Linked DNA regions of Homo sapiens: all the other regions are linked to region 3. The links are chromatin loops, found by intact Hi-C in ENCODE. Cell type or tissue: K562. All regions are shown on one strand. Each heading gives the region's core, and the rest is flanking DNA. Links, peaks and the distances in the headings are about the cores only. Region 1 overlaps ECD (ecdysoneless cell cycle regulator). Region 2 overlaps P4HA1 (prolyl 4-hydroxylase subunit alpha 1). Region 3 overlaps MICU1 (mitochondrial calcium uptake 1).

Region 1 (10,342 bases), core at 826-8,825, 790 kb before region 3:
AGTATTTTGTATTTTTAGTAGAGACGGGGTTTCACCATGTTGGCCAGGCTGGTCTCAAACTCCTGACCTCCAGTGATCTGCCTGTCTCGGCCTCCCAAAGTGATAGGATTACATGCATGAACCACTGTGCCCGGCCTAACTAAATTTTAGAAAACAGTGTTCATAGAACCATCTAAAAGAGTTCAGATGTTACTTCTGCATTGTTCTATGTGGTTTATATTTTGGAACTTTAAACATAGTTTTCAAAGAAGAATGGAAGAAACCATGAAGCTTGCTACGATGGAAGACACAGTGGAGTACTGCCTGTTCCTGATACCAGATGAGTCAAGGGACTCAGATAAACATAAAGAGATTCTTCAGAAGTACATTGAGAGAATAATCACTCGGTTTGCACCTATGCTGGTCCCCTACATCTGGCAGAATCAGCCTTTCAATCTTAAATATAAACCTGGGAAAGGTAAGGCTCTTTTACTTGTTTGGATTAGTGTGACTTTTAATGTTATCCTGACAACAGTGATGTGTAATAGTCCACGCTTCATTCAGTGTTGCCAGGAAGAGATTAATACACTAAACTTTTTAGATGAGTAATACTTGTCTATATTCAGTTAGCCTTAAAGCTTTTTTTTAAAAAAAATCATATTAATGAAAACTTTCTAAATTTGCCTTAGGAATTAGCATATACTAAACATTATTAAACTCATGGCTATTCTTTTGAACTTTAGTTACTACACTATGCCATAATGTATCTAAGTATCTATACTAAATAGTTTCAGGCATCTGGCTTTAATCATGGTTCCTTTTGCTGTTACTCAGGATTCCTTATTTTGGTGATGTGTTTGGTAGGCTGCCTTGTTTCATATAGCCATTTTGGTGAGGATCTGAGTGGCTCTGCCCAGCTTATAAAGATAAATAATTGGGCTTTATGACTAATATTTGCCACTTACAAGCATTTTGAGGTTTCTTCATTGCTTCCCTGTGTTGTTGGTGCTTGAGATCTGACCTCTGGCAAAATATGGCACTCTGTCCTGTTATGAGAAAAACCCAGGATTAAACTAGGAGGGAGCGGAGAGACCAAAGAATGACTCGGACAGGTCTATCTTGGCAAGTAGATGAGTTTATTAGGACTTACAGACAAGACACTCCTGGGCAGCATCAGGACAGCTCTAGAAATCCACCCCACCTCCCATATTTAAGTTGCTAGTAAGCTAATTTTTTGGCTCTTTGCCTACTGCGTATATGCAATGACACTGTTTTCCTTGGTATGTTCCCAGCTATGCCCTGCAATGTTTGGGTTCTCAGGACCTGCTCCTCTGCTAGGCATGATGGCTTTGGCTTGCCAGCTGGCCTTTGAAGTTTAAGCAGCAGACATATACCCTTAAGTAGTCTGGTGGGGAACTGGTCACATTACAGTTCTATCATTTCTTATAGTTTTATGAAAATAAATCATGGGTAGGTGACCAAGTCTCTCCTTACACAGTGACTTATGTGAGGTCTTATTTGGGATCAGGAGCCTGGCATCTTGTGATACCATCACAAGATATACCCCCCATGTATACATCACAAGTATACATCACTGTGATACTCTCAGTTTAGTGCGTATCTGTTATCTTTTGGCAACAATTGCTACATATCTTACTGTTAATTTTATTGAACTCTTATTCATTGAAATACATATGATATTTATTGGCAAGAACACTGTCACATTGGTGTAGCACATCTAAAACCAACCCTTTATCCATCCTCTAGAAAACCATTTTTACTGTTTTCTTATCTTGTTTAATGGCATTGCCATCCACCCAGTTATCCAAGCTAGTCAGTAATTCAAAATCATAATCAGTTCCTCACTTCACCATGTTCAGTCAGATGCTAAATCCTGAATGCTTCTAAAATATGACCCCTTCTCTACATCTATTTGGCTTCAGTGTAGACCCTCTTTATCTCTACATCTGGAAAACAACAACAGCCTCCTAACTTACCTCTCTGGTTCCTGTCTTTCTAGTTCCTAACACTGTTGCTGGTTATGTTTGTAAAACACAAATTTGATTGTGTCACTCTCCTGCTTAATATCCTTCAGTAGTTCCCATTGCTTCAAGATGAAATTTAAATCAAAGTCTAATATAGACAAAAATAGTTACTTTAATTGGAGTTCTCTAGTTGAAGAAACTTGAGATCTGGGGTGGGGAGAAGAAGAGTTGGTTGGGCTGTTCTTCTACCTATTGTTTGCCATGGCAGCTCTTGAGACACTCTGTAATGCACTTGTTTGACCTTCATTCTGTTAATGTGGGATATTAACTGTACATTGATTTTCGTGTGTTGAACCATCCTTGCATCCCAGGAATAAATCTCGCTTGGTCGTGGTGAATAATCTATTTAATGTGTTGTTGAATTCAGATTGCTGATATTTTGTTAAGGATTTCTGCATTGATACTCATCAGGGATATTGATCTACAGCTTTCTCATATTGTCTTTGTCTGGCTTTGGTATTAGGGTAATGCTGGCCTCAGAAGGAATTTGGGAATTCCCTCCCTTTTATTTTTTTGGAAGATTTTGAGGAGGATTGGTGTCAAATTCTTTAAATGTTTGGAAGAATTCCCCGGTGAAGCCAGCTTTTCTTTGTTAGGAGCTTTTGGATTATTGATTCAATCTCCTTACTAGTTATAGATCTGTTCAGATTTTTGTATTTCTCATGATCCAGTCTTGACAGGTTGTGTTTCTAGGAATTTGTCAATTTCTTATAGGTTATCCAACTTACTGGTATACCATTGTTCATAGAATTCTCTTATCCTTCTTATTTCTATGACATAAGTTGTACTGTCCCCTCTTTCATTTCCGATTTTAGTTATTTGAGTATTTGCTCTTATTCCTGGTTAATCAAGTTAATAGTTTGTCAATCTTTTAAAAAAAACCCAACTCAGCTGTTTTGTTTTTCTATTATTTTTTCTGGTCTCTATATTTCTCTCTGCTGTAATGTTTATTATTTCCTTCCTTATGCTAGGTTTGGGTTTAGTTTTTGTTTTTTTTTTTTGAGGTATAGGTTGTTGATTTGAGATCTTTCACAACTACAAACTTCCTTTTTAGCACTGCTTTCACTGAATTCCTTAAGTTTTGGTATGATGTGCATTCATTTTCATTTGTCCCAAGATATTTTCTAATTTCCCTGTGATTTATTCCAAGAGTGTGTTGTTGTTTAGTTTCCATGTGTTTGTGAATAGTGCACATGTTTGAAAACTTCTGCTCCATCCAAATCTAGCGTCCTGGTATTCCCAGAATACTCTATACATACATACTCTATACATCATGCCTCTGTGCCTTTGCACATACTTTTCCATTTTTCTGGAAAGCTCACCTCTTGTCATTCCTCCAGGCAAGCATAGCACAGATATCCCCTCCTTTATACTCACATAGCCGTTACTGCACACTCCTGTTCTAGAGTTCATTATCTTGTTTTGAGATCATTTGGTTGTCTTGTTTTACCCTGAGCTCCTCAGGAGTAGGCTTCTTCTTCAGGATTGCAACCCCTGCTCCCCAGTACTTAGAGCAATCAGTCAATGAATGTGTATTCAGTTGAATGATTATGTGCATTTTATTTGCAGTAACAAATTTATCTGGTTACATGGTTGCTTTTCTCTTGTTTTTAGGAGGTGTTCCTGCTCATATGTTTGGCGTGACAAAGTTTGGGGATAACATTGAGGATGAATGGTTTATTGTTTATGTAATAAAGCAGATCACAAAGGAATTTCCAGAGTTAGTAGCAAGGTATTGTAGTTATTTTAATTATTCTAAAGGAATTCTATTACTGAAACAAAGTGACTACATTTTTATCTATTTAGTAATTTATTTTTCTCCTGTAGTCTGCTGGAAATTGTACAGATTTTAATAGTATCTGTGCTCTTTTTTTTTTTTTTTGAGACAGTCTTGCTTTGTCACCCAGGCTGGAGTGCAGTGGTGTGATCTTGGCTCACTGCAATCTTCACCTTCCGGGTTCAAGCGATTCTCCTGCCTCAGCCTCCCAAGTAGCTGGGATTACAGGCGTGCACCACCACGCCTGGCTAATTTTGTATTTTTAGTAGAGACAAGGGTTCACCATGTTGGCTAGGCTAGTCTCTGGAGCTCCTGACCTCAGGTGATCCACCCACCTTGGCCTCCCAAAGTGCTGGGAATACAGGCGTAAGCCACCGCGCCCAGCCATATCTGTGTTTTCTTTCTCTTCTCTTGTGGCTTCCTTTTCTTGAGAAAGAATTAAAGTACACGGCCAGGCGCGGTGGCTCACACCTGTAATCCCAGCACTTTGGGAGGCCGAGGCAGGCGGATCATTTGAGGTCAGGAGTTCGAGACCAGCCTCAACATGGAGAAACCCTGTCTCTACTAAAAATACAAAATTAGCCAGGCATGGTGGTACATGCCTGTAATCACAGCTACTCGGGAGGCTGAGGCAGGAGAATTGCTTGAACCTGGGAGGCGGAGGTTGCGGTGAGCCGAGATCGCGCCATTGCACTCCAGCCTGGGCAACAAGAGTGAAACTGTCTCAAAAAAAAAAAAAAAAAAAATTAAAGTACTGTCAAAGAGTTCAACTTCCAAAAGATTTCAAATAAAACCTACTTATTTTAGGTTTTCTTTTTAAAGTTCTAATTATGAAAAAACAAATACATGTGGTAAACAAAATTCAAAAGATACAAAGGTTTCTACTGCTCTTGCTTCCCAGAAGTAATCACCATTAAATTCCTTGTGGATCTTTGAAAAATAAAATTCCATTCATACACATACACACATATTTCACGTATTTTTAAATATGTATTCCTGTACTAGACCATAGCTATATTTTTTGAGAAATCATACACAGAAACAATTTAAAGAGAAGTCAGTGAACACAATTGTATAGGAAGCAAAGTAGGTAACATTACGTTAAAAATGGGACCTGGGTTTTCTGTAATTAACCACGTATTGCCAGCAGAGGGCGTTCCGCCCACTTATATTTTGTCCTAGTTTTCCTAGTCAGCACCCAAATTCTGATCTTTTTTTACCCACTCAACCTCTTTCCCAACAGAACAAAATAGAAGGGAGAAAAAAACCTTTGAAAACTTATTATTTAAATTTTAAACATACATTAAAGTAGAAAGAATGAACCCACATGTTCCCATTATCCAGCTTCAACAATTACCAACTCATGGTCATTATTATTTCATCTGTAGCTGTCATTTGATCCTTAAATATTTCAGGATGTAAATCTAAGCGATAACTCATTTTATTTTTATCTTTAAATAAATTTATTTAAAATTTTTAAATGTTTTAAATTTATTTATTATTTATTTAGTTTTTTAAAGACGGGGTCTTACTATTTTGCCCAGGCGGGACTTGAACTCCTGGGCTCAAGCCATCCTCCTGCCTCAGTCTCCCAAGCAGCTGGTACTACAGGCACATGCCACTGTGCTCTATTTTATTTTATTTTATTTTTTTGAGACAGGCTCTCACTCTCTTGCCCAGACTGGACTGCAGTGGAACAATCTCGGCTCACTGCAACCTCTGCCTCCCGGGCTCAAGCAATTCTCTTACCTCATCCTCCTGAGTAGCTGGGGCTATGGGCGTGCACCACCACACCTGGCTAATTTTTGTATTTTTTGTAGAGACAAGGTTTCACCATGTTGGCCAGGCTGGTCTCAAACTCCTGACCTCAAGTGATCCACCTGCCTCAGCCTCCCAAAGTGCTGGGATTACAGGTGTGAGCCACTGCGCCCAGCCTATTTTTAAAATTGATAAATAAAAATTTTATATATTTATTATGTATAACATGTTGTCTTGAAATACATATATATTGTAGGATGGCTGAATTGAGCTCATAACGTACATTACTTCACATACTTATTTTTTTGTGTGTGGTGCGAACATTTAAAATCTACTGCCTTAGCAAGTTTCAAGAACACAATACATTGTAGGCCTGGGGCGGTGGCTCACATCTGTAATCCCAACGCTTTGGGAAGTCGAAGCGGAAGCATCACATGAGGTCAGAAGTTCGAGACGAGCCTGGCCAACATGGTGAAACCCCATCTCTACTAAAAATACAAAAATTAGCCATGTGTGGTGGCCCATGCCTGTGGTCCCAGCTACTCGGGAGGCTGAGGCAGGAGAATCACTTGAGCCCAGGAGGTAGAGGTTGCAGTGAGTGTGATTGCACCACTACATTCCAGCCTGTGCGACAGAGTGAGACTCTGTCTCAAAAATAAAATAAAATAAAATAAAATAAAATAATAAAAATAGAAGTATAGAGCTAGAACGATATATAACAGTATATAAAATATGCCATGTCTTGTGTAAAAAAGGGAGAAAATACAAGTATATATTTCTATAGTTAGATTATGTGTAAGCAAACTCTAGAAGGATATACAAGAAACAGCAGTGATGCATGTAGGGTTGAGCAGATAGGGACAAAAGTAGGAGGGAGACTTTTTTATTTTGTAACTTTTTTTTTTTTTGAGATGGAGTTTCGCTCTTGTTGCCCAGGCTGGAATGCAATGGTGCGATCTCGGCTCACCGCAACCTCTGCCTCCCAGGTTCAAGCAATTCTCCTACCTCAGCCTCCCGAGTAGCTGGGATTACAGGCATGGGCCACCACGCCTGGCTGATTTTTTTTGTATTTTTAGTAGAGACGGGGTTTCTCCATGTTGGTCAGGCTGGTCTTGAGCTCCTGACCTCAGGTGATCCGCCCACCTCGGCCTCCCAAAGTGCTGGGATTACAGGCGTGAGCCACTGCACCTGGCCATGTAACTTTTAATACATTTTTTTAAAAAATGTAACCATGTGAATGTATAACCTATTTTAAAAAATTAAATTTAAAAAAGTGATACGGGCCGGGCGTGGTGGCTCACACCTGTAATCCTAGCACTTTGGGAGGCTGAGGTGAGCGGATCACTTGAGGTCAGGAGTTCGAGACCAGCCTGGGCAACATGGCGAAACCCTGTCTCTACTAAAAATACAAAAATTAGCTGGGCATGATGGCGGGCACTTGTAATCCCAACTACTCAGGAGGCTGAGGCAGGATAATTGCCTGAAAACAAGAGGTGGAGGTTGCAGTGAGCCGAGATCATACCACTGCACTCTAGCCTGAGTGACAGAGCGAGACTCCGTCTCCAAAATAAAAAAAAAAAAAGTGATGCAAATGAGGCAGAAATAATTATCTTTTCAGGCCCAAATAACACCTCCTACATGAAGGCTTTTCTAATCTCAGCTATGTGTTTCTTTTTTTTCTTTTGGAACCCTATAGTACTTTCGTATATTTTCATATTTTTGTCTAATATTTCTTTATGTAAATTGCTTATCTTCTCTCCTTATCATATCTACCTTCAACTCCTCCTTACAATCTTACAGTCTCCTTCAGTGCTTAATGTTATCTTAAATATTTTGCTTTCTTATAGCCATCTGCACATAGTACATACTCAAATATTTACTAAGATGAAGAGGAAAATGTATTAGAATGAAACTGTTTTGGTTACTAGCAGATATATGCTTTTTGAATGCAAAATTGGAAATTTTCTTGCATTAGGATTGAAGACAATGATGGTGAATTCTTGTTAATAGAAGCTGCTGACTTTCTCCCTAAATGGCTGGATCCTGAAAATAGCACCAATAGGGTAAGTATACCCAAGTTTAGAAAATTTATAGAGATGAAATCATGCTGCATTACATTCATATGTACCTGCAGTTTGCCAGTGCCCACTGTGAAAATTGAAATGTACCGTTTGCAGGTATTTTTCTGCCATGGGGAATTGTGTATTATCCCTGCACCAAGAAAATCTGGAGCAGAATCTTGGTTACCCACCACACCCCCAACAATTCCACAAGCATTGAATATAATCACAGCACATTCAGAAAAAATACTTGCTTCAGAATCTATACGAGCTGCTGTGAATAGGCGCATCAGAGGGTAAGAAAAATATCACTTTCATTGCTAATTAAGGAACCTTTTGGTTTCGTGTAGTTCAGTCTTTCTTTGATTTTTGTTTGTTTTCCTTAAAGCTCTGTTGGAGTTGATCAGTCTTTCTTTGACTATAAAATACCTTTCACCTAGATTAATGCTAATTTTCATTTTGTCTTCATTCCTCTTTATGAAATAGACTAGTAAATTAAACTTACAGATTTTAAAATCAGGAAACAGATACATCTTTAAATTCCCATTCAGAAGTGTTACAATCTTGTCCCAATATTTTTGCATTTATTTACCTTAGATATTGTGGCTAAGTATTAGCTATATCCATGGGTAAAAAATTTGAGACCTTTAAAAATAGAAACTTCATGGGCCTGGAGCGATGGCTCACACCTGTAATCCCAGCACTTTGGGAGGCTGAGCAGGGGGCGGATCATGAGGTCAGGAGTTCAAGACCAGCCTGGCCAACATAGTGAAATCCCATCTCTACTAAAAATACAAAAACAAAATAGCAGGGCGTGGTGGCAGGTGCCTGTAATCTCAGCTACTTTGGAGGCTGAGGCAAGGAGAATCGCTTGAACCCGGGAGGCGGAGGTTGCAGTGAGCTGAGATCACGCCACTGCACTCCAGCCTGGGCGACAGTAGGAAACTCCATCTCAAAAAAAAAAAAAAAAAAAAAAGTAGAAACCTAATGGAGCACAAACAAGGTGCTCAGGTTTTTTCTGTTGTTCTGGGTCTGTATATGGGATTCTTTGACCTATGTCAGAATTCAGTTTCTGAATAAAACTTTAGCTTTTATTCAGAAAAGAAAGGTCTTAGCCTAATTACATATTCGTTCATCCATTCAAATTTGGGTGCCTATTAAATATTAAGCACCATTCAGGTATTAACAATATTAAAAATATTTTTGGCCGGGCGCGGTGGCTCACGCCTGTAATCCCAGCACTTTGGGAGGCCAGGGCGGGTGGATCACAAGGTCAAGAGATCGAGACCATCCTGACCAACATGGTGAAACCCCGTCTCTACTGAAAATACAAAAAATTAGCCGGGCGTGGTGGCAGGCCCCTGTAGTCCCAGCTGCTTGGGAGACTGAGCGCAGGAAAATCACTTGAACCTGGGAGGTGGAGGTTGCAGGGAGGTGGAGGTTACAGTGAGCCGAGGTTGCACCACTGCACTCCAGCCTGGCGACAGAGCGAGACTCCGTCTCAAAAATAATAATAAATAAAAAATAAAAATCTCTTTTAGCTTCAGCATACTTTGTACCATTCTTTTAGAAGAATAAACTCTGATTTTATCTTTATTCCAAAGTATAATAGGTATTTTTGTTTTGTTTTGTTTTTGAGATGGAGTTTTGCTCTTGTCGCCCAGGCTGGAGTGCAGTGGCGTGATCTCGGCTCACTGCAACCTCTGCCTCCCGGGTTCAAGCGATTCTCCTATGTCAGCCTCCCGAGTAGCTGGGACTACAGGCGTATGCCACCACGCCCAGCTAATTTTTTGTATTTTTAGTAGAGATGGGGTTTTACCGTGTTAGCCAGGATGGCCTCAATCTCCTGACCTCGTGATCCACCCGCCTCAGCCTCCCAAAGTTGTTTTGTTTTTATAGAGCTACAATAATCCCTTTTCTTTATTTTCCATTTCTTCCTACTTTTTTCTTTCCCTCTCTCGTATATTCTTAAGTGTATATACAGTATCTTTTTTCATCTCTCTTGTCACTCTCTACGTACTGCTCTTGATGAACAAAGAGATGTCAAAAAGAATGTGAATGGTATAAGAATTATAGGTATTTATATACTGTAAAATGAAAGTAATTATGTTACCTGTCCCAGGTACCCAGAAAAAATTCAGGCCTCACTTCATCGAGCACACTGCTTCCTTCCAGCTGGCATTGTGGCAGTGCTAAAGCAGCGCCCCAGATTGGTGGCTGCAGCAGTCCAGGCATTTTACCTACGAGACCCTATTGACCTGCGAGCTTGTCGTGTTTTCAAGACATTCTTGCCTGAAACACGAATAATGACATCGGTGAGATTTCTATCTTGGTCATTTAGTTTCTCTTACTGGAAACCGAGTTGAAACATTATTATTTTTTTCTTTTTACATTTCTCAGTGCTCAGTGAATGAAACATTATTTTAATTGTTCTCTAGAAAAAAAAGGAAATATTCTGTTTCTTCATAGCATGTTAATATAGATTGAATATTCCTTATCTGAAATGCTTGGGACTAGAAGTATTTCAGATTTCAGATTTATTTGGATTTTGGAATATTTGCATTAAACTTACTACTTGAGCATCCCAAATCTGAAAATTCTGAAATCTCAAAACTTTGAGCATATCGTTGGGACTCAAAAAGTTTTGGATTTTGGAACATTTTAGATTTCAGATATTTACATTTGGGATGCTCAAACTATACACGTTTTTTCTTTTCTTGCAC
Region 2 (10,342 bases), core at 1,615-9,614, 700 kb before region 3:
ACTAGAGAGGTAAGCAGAAGCCATCTCTTGGAGAGCTTTGTAAGCCATGTGGAAGAGATTGAACTGTCCTGAGTGCAGTGCGGAGCTATTAAAAAGTTTGTAAGGGAAATTTATGATTTTTCCTTTTAGAAAACCATTCTGGCTGCCGAATGGAGATTGGGTTGGGGCCAAGGGACGAAGAACCAGGGAGGAGGCTGTTGCAAATATTTAAGTAAGAGGTGGTAGTGGATAGATTATCAAGCTACTTATTAGAGTAGAATAGTAGAATTTGATGATGTACTTGATAGGAATTTCTGGCTTCATCAACTGGATAGATTCCATTTAACAAAATAGGGCTGGCATGGTGGCTCATGCCTGTAATCCCAGCACTTTGGGAGGCTAAGGTGGAAAGGATCCCTTGAGGGTAGGAGTTCAAGACCAGCCTGGGCAGCATAGCAATTCCCTGACTCTACAAAAAAATGAAAACTTAGCTGGGTGTTGTGGTGCTTGCTTGTAGTCCTAGCTATTTGGGAGGCTGAGGTGGGATGTATTCACACTGCTATGAAGAAATACCCAAGACTGGGTAAGTTATTTTAAAAAAGAGGTTTAATTGACTCACAGTTCCGCATGGCTACGGATGTCTTAGGAAACTCACAATCATGGCAGAAGGCACTTCTTCACAGGGTGGCAGGAAAGAGAATGAGGGCCAGCAGGGGAAATGCCAGGTGCTTATAAAACCATCCTATCTCATGAGAACTCACTGTCACAAGAACAGCATGGGGGAACTGCCCCCATGATGCAGTTATCTCCACCTTGTCCCGCCCTTGATAGGTGGGGATTATTAAAATTCAAGGTGATATTTGGGTGTGAACACAGAGCCAAACCATATCACGGGAGGATCACTTGAGCCCAGGAGTTCAAGGCTGCAGTGAGCTGTGATCACGCCACTACACTCCAACCTGGGCAACAGAGTGAGACCCCTATCTCAAAAAACAAAAAGCAAAAAAGAAAACATCCCACCTCAGCCTCCCAAATGTGTGGTGGTGGGTAATAAATGTTATTTAGATTACTATATGTGTTTTGTTTAAAAAATGATTATATTCCCATCAAAATGGTCCTGAATATTATTTAACCCTGATTTCACTGTGTTTAGTCTTAGGGGCAATATTCATTCTTTCTCAGGTGCTTTTTATCTCCTTGTTGACTTTTTTCCTCTTTTATCACAGTTTTGGGCTAGTTCTTATTGACTTTTCTTTCAGGCAAATTCCTTATAAGTAGAATAACTGAAATTTCCTAATCACATTATACCCTATAAGTGGTAAAAATAATAGCATGAATACTAGCATAAGAGTTTTTAGGCTCCCCCAACCCAGATTATTTTCTGTTGTTAATAGTCAAATATCACAAATGTGTTCGAAGGCTTCTTGTGCACCTTCCCTTGTTTAGAGGTAATGACTATTCTGAACTTGGTGCGTATCCTGTCATCTTTTTATACTTTATCATATATATTTTCCATTGTATTGTGTTTTTAAATTTTATGTCAATAGTACATCATACTCTATGTATCTTTCTACAACCTTTTTTTAACCTAATATTTTCAGTAAATTTATCTGTGTTGATCAGATTCATCTAACTGCTAATGTGGTATTGTATAACATTATTTATTCATTCTTCTGTGGATGGATGTACATTTAGATTTTGTCCAATTTTTTGCTTTATCAAATGAAGTTTGATACATCTTTGTTGATTTCTTTTTGTGGCCATGTACTCACGTGCAAGGCTTTCTCTTAGGGTATAAGAAATCATAGGGTATTTGGTTTTTCATCATACTTACCAGATGTGGCCAGATTGCTTTCCAGAGCATGTATTTATACTGTCACCAGCATTGTATGAGAGTTCCCATTTCTTCATATCCTTGCCAGCTCTTGGTTTTGTCAGACTTTAAAAATTTTAGCAATCTGGGTGTGAAATGGTGGGGGTGAGGGAGGAAGGATGCATGTATTTTAAATTTTCTTCAAACAAAAAAGTCAGAGAAATGCTTAGTGAATTTATATTGATGCCACATCACTCCTTGATTAGTTTCATCTGTTTCTTTTGCCTCTTTGGGCCTATCTTTTGAAATGCTTTGTTGGTATTTTAATGAAAAATCTGATAGGTTACATGCATTTTGACATCAGTGTTGTCCTTATAGTTCTTAAGGACTTCCTTCAGTTTTCAGATTGTTTGTTCCCAACCCTGATTTGTTGAATAGATCCATATCTGCCAAAGATATCATGCTTTTTTTTAAGCTGTGATTTTTTTTAGGGGGTGGGGGTCAGTAATAGAAAATGTCATATGTACAAAATTCAATTTGCTTCATGTGGAAGTTGAATGTTCACCCTTCTGGTCACTTGCATCACTGTCTTGGTAAGTTAATAAGGTAACTATAGCAAACAGTAGATTCTCCAGACATCTCTGGAGCTCACTCAGCTATCAGTGTACCACACTGCCTCAGAGGTGGGACATTAACTTCTAAGTGTGTGCATTTTAAACATAATTATCCCTTACAAATTAAGTTTTGATCCATTAAGTGTTCTTGTGAAGTGCAAGAATTTTTGGATTACGTGTCTCTCTCAGTTTAACGGATGATGTCTCTCTCAGTTTAACGGATGAACCATAAAAATCGATTTCTTTTTCTTTTTTGACATGGAGTCTCACTCTGTTACCCAGGCTGGAGTGCAGTGGCGCAGCTCGGCTCACTGCAACCTCTGCCTCCTGGGTTCAAGCGATTCTCTTGCCTCAGCCTCCCAAGTAGCTGGGATTACAGGTGCCCACCACCATGTCCAGCTAATTTTGTTATTTTTAGTAGAGATGAGGTTTCACCGTGTCAGCCAGGCTGGTTTTCAGCTCTTGACCTCAAGTGTTCCGTCCACCTCAGCCTCCCGAACTGCTGGAATTAAAGGCATGAGCCACTATGTCTAGCTAAAAATGTATTTCTAAATAATGTTTTTCCTATAGTGCCTATGATATTATAGTTTATTTTCTTTATTTTCTTTATTTTTTTGAGACAGGATCTCACTCTGCTATCAACCCAGGCTGGAGTGCAGTGGCACAATCACAGCTCACTACAGCCTCAACCTCCCAAGCTAAGGTGATCCTCCTACCTCAGTCTCCCAAGTAGCCAGGACTACAGGCATGTGCCACCACAAGCAGCTAATTTTTGTATTTTTTGTAGAGACAGGGTTTTGCCATGTTATCCAGGCTGGTTTCGAACTCCTGAGCTCAAGCAATCCACCCCCCCGCACCCCGCAGCCTCCCAAAGTGGTGGGGTTACAGGCAAGAGCCACTGTACCTGGCCTGATATTATAGTTTCTATTGTGACAATAAATTAAAAGACTCTTTAGTGTTAGTTTACTTTCAATTTGGTTTATTATATTCAATTTGGTATGTTCATGTCAGTCATCCATGCCTCTTCCTTTGAACCAAAGGAATTTACAACTTATTCTTGTTTCTCATCAAACTCGGTTTGCTTTTTATATGAAGCTTTTTACAGTCTTTTTCTGCCCATACCACTTTCCTTATTTCATTTTCTTCTTTGTTTTCTTGCCTACTTTTTCTTCTCATGTTCTCTACTTTGGAAACAGCCTTCCTTTTCAAATGCTGCATTACTTTTGATTTATTTTAAAATCAGATTCCCAGGCAGTCTGCCTTTAATATTGTTAATAGATCAGTAAGTAAGACAAGCAGAAATACTTTACCAAAGCAGAATAGCTAAAAATCTTCTACTATCTCTGCCATGCATGTTCAAATAATGTTGCCAGAATATCAAGTCATGTAAAAAAAATTATTGGTGCTATCTGCGTGGATTAATGGCATACTGTCATCTTATGTGTTTTGCATGTCCCTAAGAGAAACATTTATAATTGCTGCATTATGAGCTCATCTTCTCAGTTTACTAGTTCTCGTAACCGAAAAAATAATAGCATTGTCAAAATTTAATATGCATCTTTAGTTTCTGGAACTAACTCATGTTAAACTATTAAGAAGTTAGTTTCTTAGCATCTGCTGTTGTTGGACTATGTCCATCCAAAATTTAGGTGGTGAAACTTCATGGCCAGTGTGATGGTATTAAGAGGTGGGGCCTACAGGAATGGGATTTAAGGCCCTTATGAAAGAGGCTTTATGCAGCCACTAGCTCTCTTGCCCTTCAGCCTTCACCATGTGAGGACATAGCATTCTTCCCCTCTGGAGGATGCAGCAACAAGGTGCCATCTTGGAAGTGGAGAGCAGCCCTCACTAGACAATTGAACCCGCTGGTGCTTTGAATCTTGGACTACCCAGCCTCTAGAACTGTGAGAAAATAAATTTGTTTTTTTATAAATTATCCAGTCCTTGGTATTTTGTTATGGGAGCATAAATGCACTAAGATAGTATCCTTTCCTAGAGTGGAAGGCGGGATAGAGAATTATTTAAGGGAAAAACATCAAAACGTGGGTCTTCATCTTCATTTTAGGAGTATACTGATAATCAGTTACTGCCTGTAAGTGACTAATGGGGCCAGAAAAAAAAAGTGAATGGAGATGATTGTATGATTTGAATATTTGATTATATTGGGTCATGTGATCCTCCAGTGCATACACCTCCAAGCTTGGACTCTGTTTGATACTGGAATTCAACAGCTCATTGTCAGACCAGGGCATGCTTTTCTGTAGTCTGCAAATGTCTGATCACTAGCAAAACGTGCCCATAACTTTACTTCCTTTTGATTTATTTCTCATAAATGCCTTTTCTGTTAGCATCTTTTTAAAAACATATGTGACCACCATTGGATAGGTTATAGCTAAGTCCGGTTCTGGGCATTTTAGTGACTCTTTGAAGTGTATTCAATCAAAATTTATTAAAGAAACCACTGTTGTGTTTGTTTCTCTACCAGTTTTCTTTGTGATGTTATCGGACACTTAATAAATATATACAGTTTTATGTGTTTTATCAGAGAAAATGTAGGCTAGTCTGTCTTTGACCAGTAGTTTCTGGTCAAATACAATATTATACTAGTATAATATTGACTTAGTCTCAGAACTGTATATTCTGAGAGAAATGTTGTTGGAGAAGTCATATTTTCTTGTGTAGGCTTGTTGTTGTTTTTTCACATACCTGTCATTTTTTTTTTATAGTGTCAGAAAGGGAACTATGTGATTTTCTGTGTAACAGCATAAAAAGAGCCCTGTAGGACATGACTTTCTCCTTTTTCCATTATTTATAAAATTTCTTTTATTATGGAAAATATCAAATGTCACACATACACAAAAATAAAGGTAATAACATAATGAACCTATGCCATCACCAAGCTCCAGACGTTTTAAACATTTTGTCATTCTTGGTTTATCTACTCCTTCCACCCTTTCTTTCTGTCATTTTTGTTGGAGTATTTTAAGAGCAAATCCTAGACATCATGTCATTTTATCCATAAATAATTCAACATGCATATCTAACTGATCAGGTCTTTATTAAAATTTATTTTTTTGAGGCAAGATTTCACTCTATCAGCCAGGCTGGAGTGCATTGGCATGATCATAGCTCACTGCAGCCTTGAACTTTTGGACTCAAGCCATCCTGCTGCCTTAGCCTCCTGAACAGCTGGGACTATAGGTGCGTGCCACCACACCTGGCTGATTTTTAAATTTTTTGCAGAGATGTGCTATTGCTGTGTTGCCCAGTCTGGTCTTGAATTCCTGGCCTCAAGTAGGTCTTTGTAATTTATTTTTAATTTTTTTTTAGAGACAGGGTCTCACTTTATTGCTCAGGCTAGAGTGCAGTGGTACCATTATAGCTCACTGCAGCCTTGAACTCTTGGGCTCAAGTGTTCCTCCTGCCTTAGCCTCCCAAGTAGCTGGGACTATAGGTATAAGTCACCTGCGCCCAGCTGGTCTTTTTAAAAAAGTAACATAACCACTTACTATCTCCCTGCTTAACAAATCGACAGTATTTCCTTAATATAATTTAATACCCAGTCAATATTATTTCTCTGGTGATCTCAAAGTTGTTGTTTTACAGTTGTATTTTTTTAAATTATGTCTGTTAAGTCCCTTTTATTCCCTTTTCCTTTTTTTTCTTTCTCTTTATGACATTGGTTAGCTGGGGAAACCTAGTCATATGTTATGTGGAATGTTCCACATTCTGGAGTTGACTACTTTGGTGGTTAACATGTTCCTTTAATGCCTATGTTTCCTACACACTGGTTAGAGCTTGTGGCTTGATTAGATTCGAGTTAAATTTTAAAATTAACTCCATAGGTGGCGCTATGAACTTTCTTTTGAACTGCGTGAACCAACACCTAATGTCCTGTCCCACTTTTTATGATGCTGATTGATGAGTGAGGTTCAGGTGATGAGAGCCTGATCCCTCCATATAAAGTTCTCCTTAAGTTTTATCTACTGGTTTTGGCAGCCTTTGATGATCATTGCCTAGAACCACTATTTCATTAGGGGTTACAAAATGATGATTTTTTTCATTCCATTATTCCTTTTACTTTTATTAACTGGAATTCTATAAACAGGAACATCCTTCATGAACCATTTGGTTACCCTGAACTATATATAGGAAAGGCAGGGTAAGTCTATAATTAGTCTTCTTTATCAGTTTTCAGAGTAATGAGTTGGTGTCCTAACCATTTTTAGTAGTGATCTGTAATTTTCATGACATATCATGAATATGGATATTATTATTTTTTTTTTGTATTTCAGCCTATTCAGTATTACTTTGATCTCAGATTATCCCATTTTAGGCCAGTGGGGAGCATCTTTAGATAGGCTTGTTTTTTTGAATTGACTGTGTTATTATTCTTTGATAGAGAGGAAACTTCCTTGCTTTCTGGCACAGTTTTTTTTCCAGGTTTCTATTCCAGAGTAGGAACTAGGCATTTCTTCAATGAGCCTTGGCCCTTCTTTTTCCCCCCTTAAGAGATAGGTTCTTGCCATGTTGCTCAGGCTGGAGTGCAGTGGCTATTCACAGATGCGATCATGGTGCACTACAGCCTGGAACTCCTGGGCTCAAGTGATCTTCCTGCTTCAGCCTTCTGAGTAGCTGGGACTACAGGTTTTCCACTCCTTGCCTGGCAAGGCTTGATTGCTTTGAACAGGGATGACATTTAAGCAGCAGAGTCTAGCTAGGTTCTAGGGGTGATTATTGCTATATAGTTTGTCATAAACAGAGACAGGAAATATGTAAGTTCATATTGTTCAAATTGAAAACCACAGGGTTTATATTTATATCTCTTTTCTTCTGAAAATTTGGTTCCTAAGGATATTAACATGATTATTCTTTTATTCATACTATTAACTCATACTATTTTATTCATACTATTAATAACATTAAGACTACTGAATACAGGTTTTTTTGTACTTTATATCCTTAAAATATATCACTCTAGATATGATCAGTCAAAATCTTGTTTTAAAGACATCTGAGGTAATTCATTTCTCTTTGTGGCTATGCCCTTAACATGTTATACAGTTGAGTTCATTTATTTCATTTCCTCAGATTTTTAGGGATTGTCCTCGTTTTTTCTTTTGATTCATTGTTTTCATTTGTTTGTTTTAGAAACAATATCTTGTTCTGTTGCCCGGCCTGGAGTGCAGTGGCATGATCATAGCTCAGTGCAGCCTTGAACTCCTGGGCTCAAGGGATCCTCCTGTCACAGCCTCCCAAATAGTTAGGCCTACAGGCATGCAAGTACCACCATACCTGGCTATTTTTTTTTATTTTTTATTTTATTTATTTTTATTTTATTATTATTTTTTTCAGATGGAGTCTTGCTCTGTCGCCCAGGCTGGAGTGCAGTGGCGTGATCTCAGCTCACTGCAAGCTCTGCCTCCCGGGTTCACGCCATTCTCCTGTCTCAGCCTCCTGAGTAGCTGGCACTATAGGCGCCCGCCACCATGCCCGGCTAATTTTTTGTATTTTTAGTAGAGATGGGGTTTCACCATGTTAGCCAGGTTGGTCTCGATCTCCTGACCTCATGATCCACCTGCCTTGGCCTCCCAAAGTGCTGGGATTACAGGCGTGAGCCACTGCGCCCAGCCTTTTTTTTTTTTTTTTTTTTTTTTTTTTTTTTTTTTTAAATATATTGTCTCATTATTTTGCCCGGGGTTGTCTTGAACTCCCTGGCTCAGGAGATCTTCCTGCCTTGGCCTCCCGAAGTGTCAGGATTACAGGCTCTAGCCGCCATGCCCAGCCAATTTATTGTTTTTAATTATGTAAAACTTTTAAATTCTTTGACAGTCCAAACTAGACTAATAAGGTACATTAATAGAAGTCTCACTTTCATTCTTATACTTTTCAACCTATTCCCTTCCTTTTTCTATGTGACCATTTTGTTAGTTTTACTATTTCCAGTTTTTTAAAATACAAGCAAATATATATCTACTCCTATATTCTCTCAACATAAACACAAAAGATAGCGTACTGGCTGGGCGTGGTGGCTCACACCTGTAATCCCAGCACTCTGAGAGGCCAAGGTGGGTGGATCACCTGAGGTCAGGAGTTTGAGACCAGCCTGGCCAATATGGTGAAACACCATCCCTACTAAAAATACAAAAATTAGCTGAGCGTGGTGGTGGGCACCTGTAATCCCAGCTACTCAGGAGGGTGAGGCACGAGAATTTCTTGAACCCGGCGGGGCACGGAGGTTGCAGTGAGCCATCGCACCACTGCATTTTTAGCCTGGGCAACAGAGTGAGACTTCGTCTCAAAAAAAAAAAAAAAAAAAAGCATACTATAAATACTGTTATGTACTTTGGTGCTTTAATTTATTGATATACCCCAGTCATTACTTCATGTATAGAAATCCTCATTTCTTTTTATAGCTACGTGTTATTACTCTATTTTGTGGAGGTTCTACAGTTTTTTTTACTTATTGTCAGTAGAGGATGATTTATTGGGAAACTTAGAGATGGAAGCATGGTCTTGGGCAGTAGCAAGACAGGTAGATCTCTGCACCGTTAGTCCCCAGACCCATGACTTAAGTGTCATAGGGAAAGGATGTACATGCTCTGTAGGGACAAAGGCAAGCTCCAGAACAGGCAAGAATGCTATGCGTGTCATAGCCTGTAATTTTTGTGATAACATCAAGGTTGCTTTGCTCTAAAGGCAGGATTTATAGTGGGTACATGTTCCTACACTAAGGACAGCAAGTAAAGTAGAAATCAGCAGGCATTCGTGGGACTGAGGTTAATCAAAAGTGAACATGGTAGATTAGCATGCAAGATGGAGTCACTGTTGTCTTCACACCCATCAGTTTCTACTTTTTTCATCCCATTTCTTAATAACCATCTAAAGATTGCCACCCTGCTAGAGCGCGTCCCATGACCATCCCCTTTCTTTTTTCCCTTAGTTTCACCCCTATCAATGTTGTCTTTATTCACCTTTTTTTTTTTTTTTTTTTTTTTTTTTTTCTGGACGGAGTCTTGCTCTGTCACCCAGACTGGAGTGCAGTGGTGCAATCTTGGCCCACTGCAACCTCGCTTCCCGGGTTCAAGCGATTCTCGTGCCTCAGCCTCCCCAGTAGTTGGAATTACAGGCGTGTGCTACCATGCCCGGCTAATTTTTTGTATTTTTAGTAAAGACGGCCTTTCGCCATGTTGCCCAGGCTGGTCTCGATCTCCTGAGCTCAAGTAGTCCGTCTGCCTCCCAAAGTGCTCAAATTACCGGTGTGAGCCACTGTGCCCAGCCCTTTTCTTTAATTTAGACTGGCATTTATGTATACCATTTTCATTTTTCATCATTCTTTATTGTACCTCAGACTTTCCTTTTGGAATTTTCCTCCTTGAAACACATTGTTAAGAAGCCCTCAAATGTGCTTTGTTTGGCTTGGAATTCTTTGTTTCCTGAATCTGAACTTCCATGCATTTTAATTTTGGAAATTTTTCTACCATTATCTCTTTAAATACTATCTTATCTATATTCTTTCTGTTCTCTTCTTCTAGAATTCCAAGTAGACAGACTTTAGTTTTTTTGTCTTTGTGTGTGTTTTGTTTTTGTTTTTGTTTTTTTTAAGAGATGGAGTCTCGCTCCGTCGCCCAGGCTGGAGTGCAGTAGCGCCATCTTGGCTTACTGTAAGCTCTACCTCCCAGGTTCATGCCATTCTCCTGCCTCAGCTTCCCAAGTAGCTGGGACTACAAGCACCCACCACCACGCCCGGCTAATTTTTTGTATTTTTAGTAGAGACGGGGTTTCACCATGTTAGCCAGGATGATCGCGATCTCCTGACCTCATGATCTGCCTGCTTCGGCCTCCCAAAGTGCTGGGATTACAGGCGTGAGCCACCGCGCCCGGCCTTGTCTTTGTGTTTTAACTAGCATTTCATGTTTTTATCTCTCTCTACTGC
Region 3 (10,094 bases), core at 1-8,000:
TCCTTAGTTTACTTCCCATGCACCTGCTTCTTTAGTGTCCAGCAATACCTAACTGCCTACTTGCAGTTCCCTGGCAGCCACGCTGTATCCTGCCTGTACTCATGCTTATGCTGCTTCTCCTCCCTGGAATGCCTCCCTCATCTCCCCTTAACTTGGCCAATTGCTGCTAATCCTGTGAGATTCTACTCAGGAGTCACTTCCAGGAAGCCTTTACTATCTGTATTTGCATTACCCTCAGCCAGGGTGGGAGATTCTTCCTCTGTGCCCCCCATAGCATCCTCCGTTTACCCCACACTGTGGTATAATAATTTGTCTCTCCTACAGCCTGGAAGTATTTCCAGGGACAAAGCACAAAGCTCATTTATCTCCTTGTTCTAAACACCTGGCACAAGACCTGGCATATACTGTATTTTCATTCAACTTTTGTCACACTACACTGAACTGTCACTGAGTTGCAGTTGGAAATATCGAGGAAGGAATAAACTAATGAATTCTAGGATAAGAGAATTGAGTTTGGCTGTGGAGAATGTCTGGGCTTTGAAATCCACTTTGTGTGGACAATGGAATTATATCAGTGGTGTTGTTCCAAGGCCAACACTTATCCCTGTTGTTTTTGCCTCTTCCTCTAGGCAATGGCGAACTGAGCAATAAGGAATTTGTTTCCATCATGAAGCAACGGCTGATGAGAGGCCTGGAAAAGCCCAAAGACATGGGTTTCACTCGCCTCATGCAGGCCATGTGGAAATGTGCACAGGAAACTGCCTGGGACTTCGCTTTACCCAAACAGTAACCCCACACTGCAAGAGGGGACCCCTCCACCCCCAGTACCCTGGACCCCCTCCGCAGAGTCTCGGCAGAGCCCTTTGTGCTGCTGCTTCTGGAAGTAGTCCCCCTTCCTCCCGGGATGACCTCAGGACTCTGTCGGTTTCCCCTCTTTACCCTTCCCCGTCCCCGTGTTCTGCTGGGCTCTGATTCTGCCCAATGAGTATCCCCATAGGTTCTCAAAAACATGAACAAGTCTGTAAAGCTCAGACATTTGTCAGCCTCAACAGCACCACCCATTCAAGCATCCTGTGGATAAAGAATTCAGGGAACCATCCACACACCTGCCAACCCTGGGAAGCATCCAGTTCTCAAATCGTTTTTGCTATGGATTTATACTAACAAGAACATTCCTTGACTTCCCTCCTGCTGGTGTTTTAAAGCCACAAGTAGGGAAGATATCTGGCAGGCAGAAAGAAGTCTGTGATGATAAACAATGATGAGGATGACCTAGGCACCCTACGCTAGTGTGAGAAGCCTGCGCCCCAGGAAGGATCTGTGTTAGTCCCTGGGATGGCTCCAAGGCCTGCTCTAGGAAGGCAGCATGCTCAGTGGGAACACAGCAAGATTCAGAATTTAAAGTAGTTGCTTCATGGCTCTGTGCACTCCCTTTTCTTCCTCGCAGCCTCCCTAAGATGACTCCAGTGTGACCCTGTGCTTAGTGAGCAATAGTGATTGAGCTCATGTTCCCTGCAAGTGCCATTTCCTCTCCAGGATGGGCCTCTAAAGCTGAGGCCTGGCTCAGAGCCTGTTTGCCCTCTGTCTTAAACAATTGTAAATATCACTTAAATTATAACCATTTGCAATAAACATCCCCAAAGTTCCCTGTCTCCTTTATTTTAGGGTCCTCTAGGCCCTTTTCATTTTATGTCCCCACTGGATTTGAGATCTTGCTGGAAGCAGACCTGTTTTCTTTCTACCAGAGTCTGGTTCTTTCTGATGAAGAGCAGCTTTAGGCACAGACAAAAAGTGAGGGCTTTTGGAGGTTAGTGGTGGCATTGTCCCCGCACAGTTTGGTTAGCATTTCATTCTGGGCCAAGGTACACAGTCCTTGCTTATTCATGCCCCACAGTAAAGAACTAAGATGGGGAGTATGTGAGGAATCATCTAGTATGGTGGACCTAAGTTGTGTGGGGTTTTTTGGTTTTGCTTTTGTTTTGAGACAGGGTCTCGCTCTGCAACCCAGGCTGGAATGCAGTGGCGCAATCCTGGCTCACCACAACCTCTGCCTCCCAGGCTCAAGCCATCCTCCCACCTCGGCCTCCTGAGCAGCTGGGACTATAGGTGCACGCGACCACACCTGGCTAATTTTTGTATTTTTTGTAGAGACGAGTTTTGCCACGTTACCCTATGCATTTCACCATAAGGACCTAAGTTTTAAGAACCATAACAACCGGCCTGGCACAGTGGCTCATGCCTGTAATCCCAGCACTTGGGGAGGCTGAGGCTGGCAGATCATGAGGTCAGGAGTTTAAGACCAGCCTGACCAACATGGTAAAACCCTGTCTCTACTAAAAAGCCAGGCATGGTGGCATGTGCCTGTAATCCCAGCTACTCAGGAGGCTGAGGCAGGAGAATCACTTGGACCTGGGAGGCGGAGGTTGCAGTGAGCCAAGATCGCGCCATTGCACTCCAGCCTGGCGACAGAGTGAGACTCTGCCTCAAAAAAAAAAAAAAAAAAAAAAAGAACCATAACAACCAGTGTTGTATGGTGGACCCAATTTTGCCACTAACTCAGTGTGGTCTTGAGCAAGTCATTTCCCACCTGTTTCCTCATCTATAAAATGACAGCTAGGGATGGGCTAAAGGAGCCTTGAGGTTTCTTCCAGGTCCCAAAGCCTCTGCTTCAGCTTTCCTCCAAAATGCCTGCAGCCCCCAGAACCTCCAGGTAGCGCTTCCTGGCATGTCTCCTTGGCACGGCCAACATCATAGAACCACCATACCGAAAACTCGGCCCTTCCTGTGAGGCGGCTGCTCTGAATGTGTTAGTAGGGAGTGCTTGTCAGCCAGAGAAGAACAGAGGCCTGGCTCTGCACCTGTGGCTCCACTGGGAAGGTACTAACCCCAGCATTTACAGAGCAGTTTAAGAACCTCCTTTTTTTTTTTTTTTTTTTTTTTTGAGACAGAGTCTTGCTCACTCTGTTACCAAGGCACGATCTTGACTCACTCACTGCAACCTCTGCCTCCTAAATTCAAGTGATTCTCCTGCCTCGGCCTCCTGAGTAGCTAGGACTACCACTGTGCACCACCACACCCGGCTAACTTTTGTATTTTTAGGAGAGATAGGGTTTCACCATGTTGGCCAAGCTGGTCTCAAAACTCCTGACCTCAAGTGTTCTGCCCACCTCGGCCTCCCAAAGTGCTGGGATTACACGTGTGAGCCACCACACCAGGCCACAACCTCACTTTTAACATCCTTTCTGGGATATCAGATTATCTCTCAAAGGAGTTGGCCACTCTCCTATCTTATCATCTGTCTGCCACCTTTCCCCTCTTGGGGTGTCCCTGGTATCAAAGCAAAGGCTTTGCTCTTCTCATTGCTCCAGGCCTGGGGCATAAGCAAAATGTGAGCTTTTCTTAAATTTGTCCCCGAATCCTAAAATCACTCTTTCCTTTGACCCTCCTTTCTCCAGCCTGAAAGAGGAGTCTCATTCACGGCCTTTGTGGGACATTCATTTCCCTACAAGAGATCTGCTGATTGGCCTGGGCTCGCTAAAGCTGAAAGCTGGAGCATGGCAGGAGAGGGTCAGGATCTCACATGCAACATCTTGAAACCCAGGGTCAAGGGTACCTATCACAGGTACATGGAATTCCAAATGAACTCCACCAGCTCCTAGGAGTGCCTGAGGAAGCAGAGGGTGGTCCAGGTGCTCAAGAAGACATGACAGCCGCACTTTGGCACAATAGGTTAAATGTGCAGGTGAGAGGTACAAGCTAAGACCCAGAAGAGACCAAGGTCCCCCAAGGAAAAAGTCCTCAGGCAAGGTGACATGTGAGCAGCCTGAGACGATTTTAGTAGGCAGAGTTTTTGATGAGCTGGGGAGCATATGGGAACACACAGGGTTGATTTCTGCTTCGGTTTTTATTCAGATTGTTTCTTCTAACCTAGATAGAATAAGCCTCCCCTCCTCCAAGACTCAGCTCATCCAGCATGGTGGCTCACATCTGTAATCCCAGCACTATAGGAGGCCGAGGTGGGAGGATCGCTTGAGCCCAGGAATTTGAGGCGACACAGCAAAACCCCATCTCTACTAAAGATTATAAAAATTGGCCGAGTGTGGTGGCACACACCTGTAGTCCCAGCGGCTGAGGTGGGAGGATCACTTGAACCTGGAGGCAGAAGTTGCAGTGAGCTGAAATCACACCACTGCACTCCAGCTTGGGCGACAGAGTGAGACCCTGTCTCAAAAACAAAGAATGTGAGTACACAATCGTTAAGTGCCCCACCTAGTTTTAGTTCTGGCTAGAGCATATGCTCTATAACCCTGTTGGACTCTTAAGGCAAAGGAGAGGTCCAGGCAATGACTGCATCCAGGCAAGGAAGCAGGCACGGCAGCTTGGGAGCCAGGAGTCAAGCCCCGTGGCGAGGGCATCTGACTGCAAGCCTTAGCACAGCCCAAGCAGGGTTATGTGCTCTCTCAAGAAACGGAACAGGAAGGAGGAGGAGACAGGGTCTGGTTTAGCTTTCAGGCTTCAAGTGCCACCTGCTGGCAAGAAGGCTCCGTGCAAGGGCTCATTGGCCCAGAGCCAGAGAAGGGGAGGCTGCGCGATTCCAGCCTAGACCCAGCCCTACTCCAGAAAATAGGCCTCCCCAGGGACCTGAGTCGCATGGAGTGGAGTGGAATGAACGGCCAGAGACGGATCATAACCATAAAGAGTGACACTGTTGGGAGGCCGAGGTGGGCAAATCACAAGGTCAGGAGATCGGGACCATCCTGGCTAGCACAGATTAGCACAGACTCTACTAAACTCTACTAAAAATACAACAAAAATTTGCCGGGCATGGTGGCACATGCCTGTAATCCCAGCTACTCGGGAGGCTGAGTCAGGAGAATTGCTTGAACCCGGGAGGTGGAGGTTGCAGTGAACCGAGATCACGCCACTGCATTCCAGCCTGGCGACAGAGCAATCTCAAAAAAAGAAAAAAGAGTGATACTAGGGATCTGAATGTAATTGCGCAAAGGAAAAGAGCTATTTATGCCCATGATGTATTGTTTGTTCTCTGTGTCCTAAGAATGGGAATTCTTCCTAGGAATTAAGAAGGTATAATTCACTCTCTTCATTCTACAACTCTACTGATCGCCTACCATGGACCCAAGCACTAAGCAAGGTTTTCAAGGAGTTTGCATTCTAGTGAGGAAAACAGAAAATAAGCCATAAAGTTAAGTACAGGCTGCTACAAGAACACTTAGAAGAGCAGGAGCCAGGCGCAGTGGCTCACACCTATAACCCCAGCACTTTGGGAGGCCAAGGCGGGCAGATCACCTGAGGTCAGGAATTCAAGACCAGCCTGGGCAACACAGTGAGACCCCTGTCTCTAAACAAAAAAAAAAAAAAAAATTAGCCAGGCATGGTGGCACACGCCTGTAGTCCCAGCTACTCAGGAGGCTAAGACAGGAAGATTGCTTGAGCCAAGGAGGTTGAGGCTGCAGTGAGCCAAGATTACACCACTGCACACCAGCCAGGGTGACAGAGCAAGACCCTGTCTCAAAGGCCATCTAATGCAGACTTGGGAGTTCAAGGCAGGCTTGCAGAGGAAGTGGCTTGGTTTTGTTTATTTAAAAAAGTGGACGGGCGCGGTGGCTCACGCCTGTAATCCCAGCACTTTGGGAGGCTGAGGCGGGCAGATCACAAGGTCAAGAGATCGAGACCATCCTGGCCAACATGGTGAAACCCCGTCTGTACTAAAAATTAGCCAGGTATGGTGGCATGCGCCTGTAGTCTCAGCTACTCAGGAGGCTGAGGCAGGAGAAGTGCTTGAACCTGGGAGGCAGAGGTTGCAGTGAGCCAAGATTGTGCCACTGCACTCCAGCCTGGCGACAGAGTGAGACTCCATCTCAAAAAAAAAAAAAAAGTAATAATACTATGAACTTTATACCAATAAATTTGAAATTGATTGTTTCCTAGAAAATATAATTTACCAAAAAAACACAAGGCAACAAAATCTAAACAGACTTAATAAATTGAATCAGTAGTTAGAAATCTACTTACAACAAAAAGTACCAAACCCAGATGGCTTTATATGAGGGAGAAAAAAAAAAAAACGGATCAGATTCTGTAGGGCCCTATAATCCCCAATGAGGAGTTTGGACTTTTATCTTAATGATAATTAGAAGCCACCGAAGGGCTTTAAGCAGGAAAATGACATAATGAGCTTTGATTTTTAAAATGATGGCTTTGCCTGCATCCAGGTTGGCATGTGATCCAGGCTGGAGATTTATAATCAGTTTTAAAATGCTGAAAGCGGCTAGGTTTGGTGGCTCATGTCTGTAATCCCAGCACTTTGGGAGGCTAAGGCGGGCGGATCACCTGAGGTCAGGAGTTCAAAACCAGCCTGGCCAACATAGCGAAACCCCGTCTCTACTAAAAATACAAAAATTAGCCAGGCATCGTGGCGGGAGCCTGTAATCCCAGCTACTTGGGAGGGTGAGACAGAAGAATTGCTTGAACTCGGAAGGCGGAGATTGCAGTGAGCCGAGATTGCGCCACTGCACTCCAGCCTGGGTGACAGAGCGAGACTCCATCTCAAAAAGAAACCCCAAAACCTGGGTTCCTTCAATTTCAAGGTCAACTGACCATGAACACATGAAATATCCAGATCATTTTCCCAACTGTAAAATATTAATACCAGCTCCATCTCTTCCCCCAAGGGAAACTGGAAATAGAAATCATCAAAGTGCAAGGACTTTAACCAAAAAGCCTGTACTTGATGGGATATCCAGGAGACAGACCAGGGTCAGTACAGAGGGCTGTGGTTGGCCTGTGCCCTTATCTCTCCAGTGTCCAGCCTCTGGCTCTCCCTAGGTGTAGAAGGCTTCTCCAGGGAGGAGGAGAGAGCAAGGGACTAAAGTGGGGGTCCAGAGGTGCAGTGGGGGAATATTCACATGTTCATTCAACAAATAATTTATTGAAGCTCAAAGTGAAAATCCAATTACCTATCAGTTATTCAGTCTTGGGTGAATTATTTTCATCATCTTCAATGTGAGGTTTACCTTGGTTGTTTTTTTGTTTACAGTTTTTAATACAGTTTTTAAACAGGTAAACATCCACATAGTTCCAGAATCAAATATTGGGAATCCACCGGTATTTGATTCCAGAATCATCCACTGAGTGCGGAGGCTCATGTCTGTTATCCCAGCATTTCTGGAGATCAAGGAGGAAGGATCGCTTGAGCTCACGAGTTCAAGACCAGCCTGGGCAACATGACAAAACCCCATCTCTACTAAAAATACGAAAAAATAACTGGGCATGGTAGCATGTGCCTGTGATCCCAGCTACTTCGGAGGCTGAGGTGGGAGGATCGCTTGAGCCTGGGGAGGTTGAGGCTTTAGTGAGCCTTGATTGTGCTACTGCACTCCAGCGTGGACAACAGAATGAGACCCTGTCTCAAAAAAAAAGGTGTCTACGTTGAGGTCTCATTCTCAGCCATCCCCACAGCTGCATGGTATTCCATTATATACCATAGCTTAGTCAAAAGGGTAGTTTATTGAGGGAGAGATTTTGGAGCCTGGAGTTGTTTTTTTTTTTTTATAAAGAGGCCTTGCAGGGTCACATTTGGAGGCAGAAAGAGACACTGGGGAGCCAGGGAGTAAAAGAGCAAAGGCCATGAAGTGGGGCATATTCCACGACTTGGCCATTCTTCCTGAAGCCTTAGGAAGGAATCTAGCCCCCTGACTTGCTCAGGGAAGCTCTGGATAAAATATGTGAGGAGAGAAAAACCTGTCTGTGGGATTAACTTATTCTATTCATTTAACAAATATGTATGAGCCTCTATTAGGTATCAGGGCCCTGTGCTCAGACCATGGGGAACACGGGCAAGATCTCCAAATTGGTTTAGCTGGAGACAGAATGTAAGTAAACTTGCAAGCAAAGGCAGTGAAAGTGGGAGTCCATGGAGGGTCTGGGCTTAATAAGTGCTATGGGAGTTCAAAGCAGGGGGAGTTCCTGAAGAAGCCCCTTTCTCAGCCTCAGACCCTGGCTCAGATGTCATCTCCCACAGGAAACCTTCCCAGTGCTACACACATAACTGATAACTGTGTCTTCTGAGCTGCTGGAGTTTACACAGTCCCATTGTCCTTACCATAGTACCCTGTCATTCTTTCCAATCTGTTTCCCTTACTAGACTGTGAGCTCCCTGATGGCAGGTTCTGTCCTTATTCATGGTGCATCTCTGAATCCCTAAATCTCTGCACAGTGCCTGGCTTTCCATGTAGACATATGACCATTAAATTCTCTCTCACACAGAGGAGATAGGGTTTAAGCCAAGCCCTAAAGAATAAATTAGATTTGGACAGATAGGAAAGAATTAAAGCCAACAGGCATATAGATACGAGTGAGGTGAAGCATTGGCTCAGTAAAGATGGGGAAGGTACAATGGGAAATACAAGCATGTTAAAGGCAGATTGTGAATTCTTGGTATCCCCAGAGGAGAGAAATCTAGAGGCTGGTGGTCACCCAATACAAAGGTGGTTTTAGGTCTAGGAGCAAAATGAGGAGATGCTGAGATTCATTGGTAGATTCCTTTTTCCAGTGACTTCTGGATATCTGTGAAGGTGGCAATGAAAAGTTTTGGTTTTTTGTTTTGTTTTGTTTTGTTTTGTTTTGGAGACTGTCTCTTCCATTTGTTGCCGAGGCTTGAAAGCAGTGGTGCCACCTCGGCTCAATGCAACCTCTGCCTCCCAGGTTCAAGCAATTCTCGTGCCTCAGTCTCTCAAGTAGCTGGGATTACAGGGTTGAACCACCATGCCCAGCTAATTTTTGTAGTTTTAGTAGAGACAGTGTTTCACCATGTTGGCCAGGGTGGTCTTGAACTCCTGATCTCAAGTGATTTGCCCACCTTTGCCTCCCAACGTGCTAAGATTACAAGCATAAGCCACGGCGCCCAGGCTTTGTCTCTCTTTTTAAGCCCCATCCACCCACAGATACAATGATCCCAGCTAGTCAGAATGGATGTTTCCAGTTTTTTCCCTTAGATCAAAATCATGACATCTTGATTTCAAAGATCATCAAGGAGAGAGTGTTCCCAAGTCATCCCTAGCATACCAGCTCCAAGACCAGGGACTATAATGTTTAACATGACCTGAGCAAGGCGGGGTGTCTCTCTTTCCTGGCCTTTGGACTGAGAGGGACAAATAAAAAGTCAAATTAGCCTCAGGACCAAAAGCAAGACATCCAGTGTGACTCAGATTTGTAAGAAAGGCAGGGGCTCCTTAGACCAGCCTTCAGGGTCAGTTCATAATCCCTTCTGAAACAGCACAGCCTTTCTGAAAACAAACAGCTTAGGGAGGCCCTGTGTGGCGGCTCACACCTATAATCCCAGCACTTTGGGAGGCTGAGCTGGGCATATTACTGGAAGTTAGGAGTTCGAGACCAGCCTGGCCAACATGGTAAAACCCCTACTTTTTGCATTTTGTTAATCTCCACTTTTTGTATTTTGTGAAAATACAAAAATTATCCAGGCATGGAGATGCATGCCTATAATCTGAGCTACTCAGGAGGCTGAGGCATGAGAATCGCTTGAACCTGGGAGGCAGAGGTTGCAGTGAGCTGAGATCATGCCACTGCACTTCAGTCTGGGCAACAGAGTGAGAATCCATCTCAAAAAAAAAAAAAAAAAAAAAAGCAAAAGGAAACAGTGGCCGGGCACGGTGGCTTATGCTTGTAATCCCAGCAATTTGGGAGGCCGAGGCGGGCAGATCACCTGAGGTCAGGAGTTCCAGACCAGCCTGACCAACAAGGTGAAACCCCATCTCTACTAAAAATACAAAAATTAGCCAGGCTTGGTGGCATGTGGCTGTAGTCCCAGCTACTCGGGAGGCTGAGACAGGAGAATTGCTTGAACCTGGGAGGCAGAGGTTGCAGTGAGCCAAGATCGCGCCACTGCACTCCAGCCTGGGCGATGGAGCAAGACTTTGTCTCAAAAAAAAAAAAAAAGAAAAAGAAAGAAACAGCTTAGGGACCAAGATGAGCAGCAGAGGGGGGCAAGGAGAAGAATGCAAAAATAAGGCATAAAGGGCCCCTACCACAAGCAGCCCGCTTCTCCACATCGTTAC

What was found. A loop is a pair of places that touch in the nucleus more often than their neighbours do. Peaks named below come from ENCODE experiments on the same cell type or tissue, not always from the same donor. Only the 100,000 strongest peaks of a DNase experiment are listed, where the experiment ranks them.
Region 1: it touches region 3 in a loop (8-fold over the local background); 34 of 110 quality-filtered maps call a loop at or near these places.
Region 2: a loop joins it to region 3, with 10 times the contacts of the local background. A loop is called at or near these places in 43 of 110 quality-filtered maps.

Annotation. Positions count from the first base shown.
Region 1 is chr10:73,153,848-73,164,189 of GRCh38, reverse strand. It overlaps ECD (ecdysoneless cell cycle regulator), which reads left to right. Exons shown (of 14, transcript NM_007265.3): 2 at 240-457; 3 at 3,639-3,756; 4 at 7,535-7,622; 5 at 7,737-7,915; 6 at 9,742-9,934. The coding sequence starts at 253. Among named protein-coding and RNA genes, the nearest start is that of ECD, 9.0 kb to the left of the region's middle. In K562, for the core only: a CTCF peak has its summit at 4,941 (motif pointing right); a DNase peak (open chromatin) is centred at 4,929.
Region 2 is chr10:73,057,159-73,067,500 of GRCh38, reverse strand. All of the region lies in intron 5 of P4HA1 (prolyl 4-hydroxylase subunit alpha 1), which reads left to right. Among named protein-coding and RNA genes, the nearest start is that of P4HA1, 35 kb to the left of the region's middle. In K562, for the core only: a CTCF peak has its summit at 6,256; a DNase peak (open chromatin) is centred at 6,260.
Region 3 is chr10:72,358,891-72,368,984 of GRCh38, reverse strand. It overlaps MICU1 (mitochondrial calcium uptake 1), which reads left to right. Exons shown (of 12, transcript NM_001195518.2): 12 at 630-1,645. The coding sequence ends at 790. Among named protein-coding and RNA genes, the nearest start is that of DNAJB12, 9.0 kb to the right of the region's middle. In K562, for the core only: a CTCF peak has its summit at 4,530 (motif pointing left); a DNase peak (open chromatin) is centred at 4,524.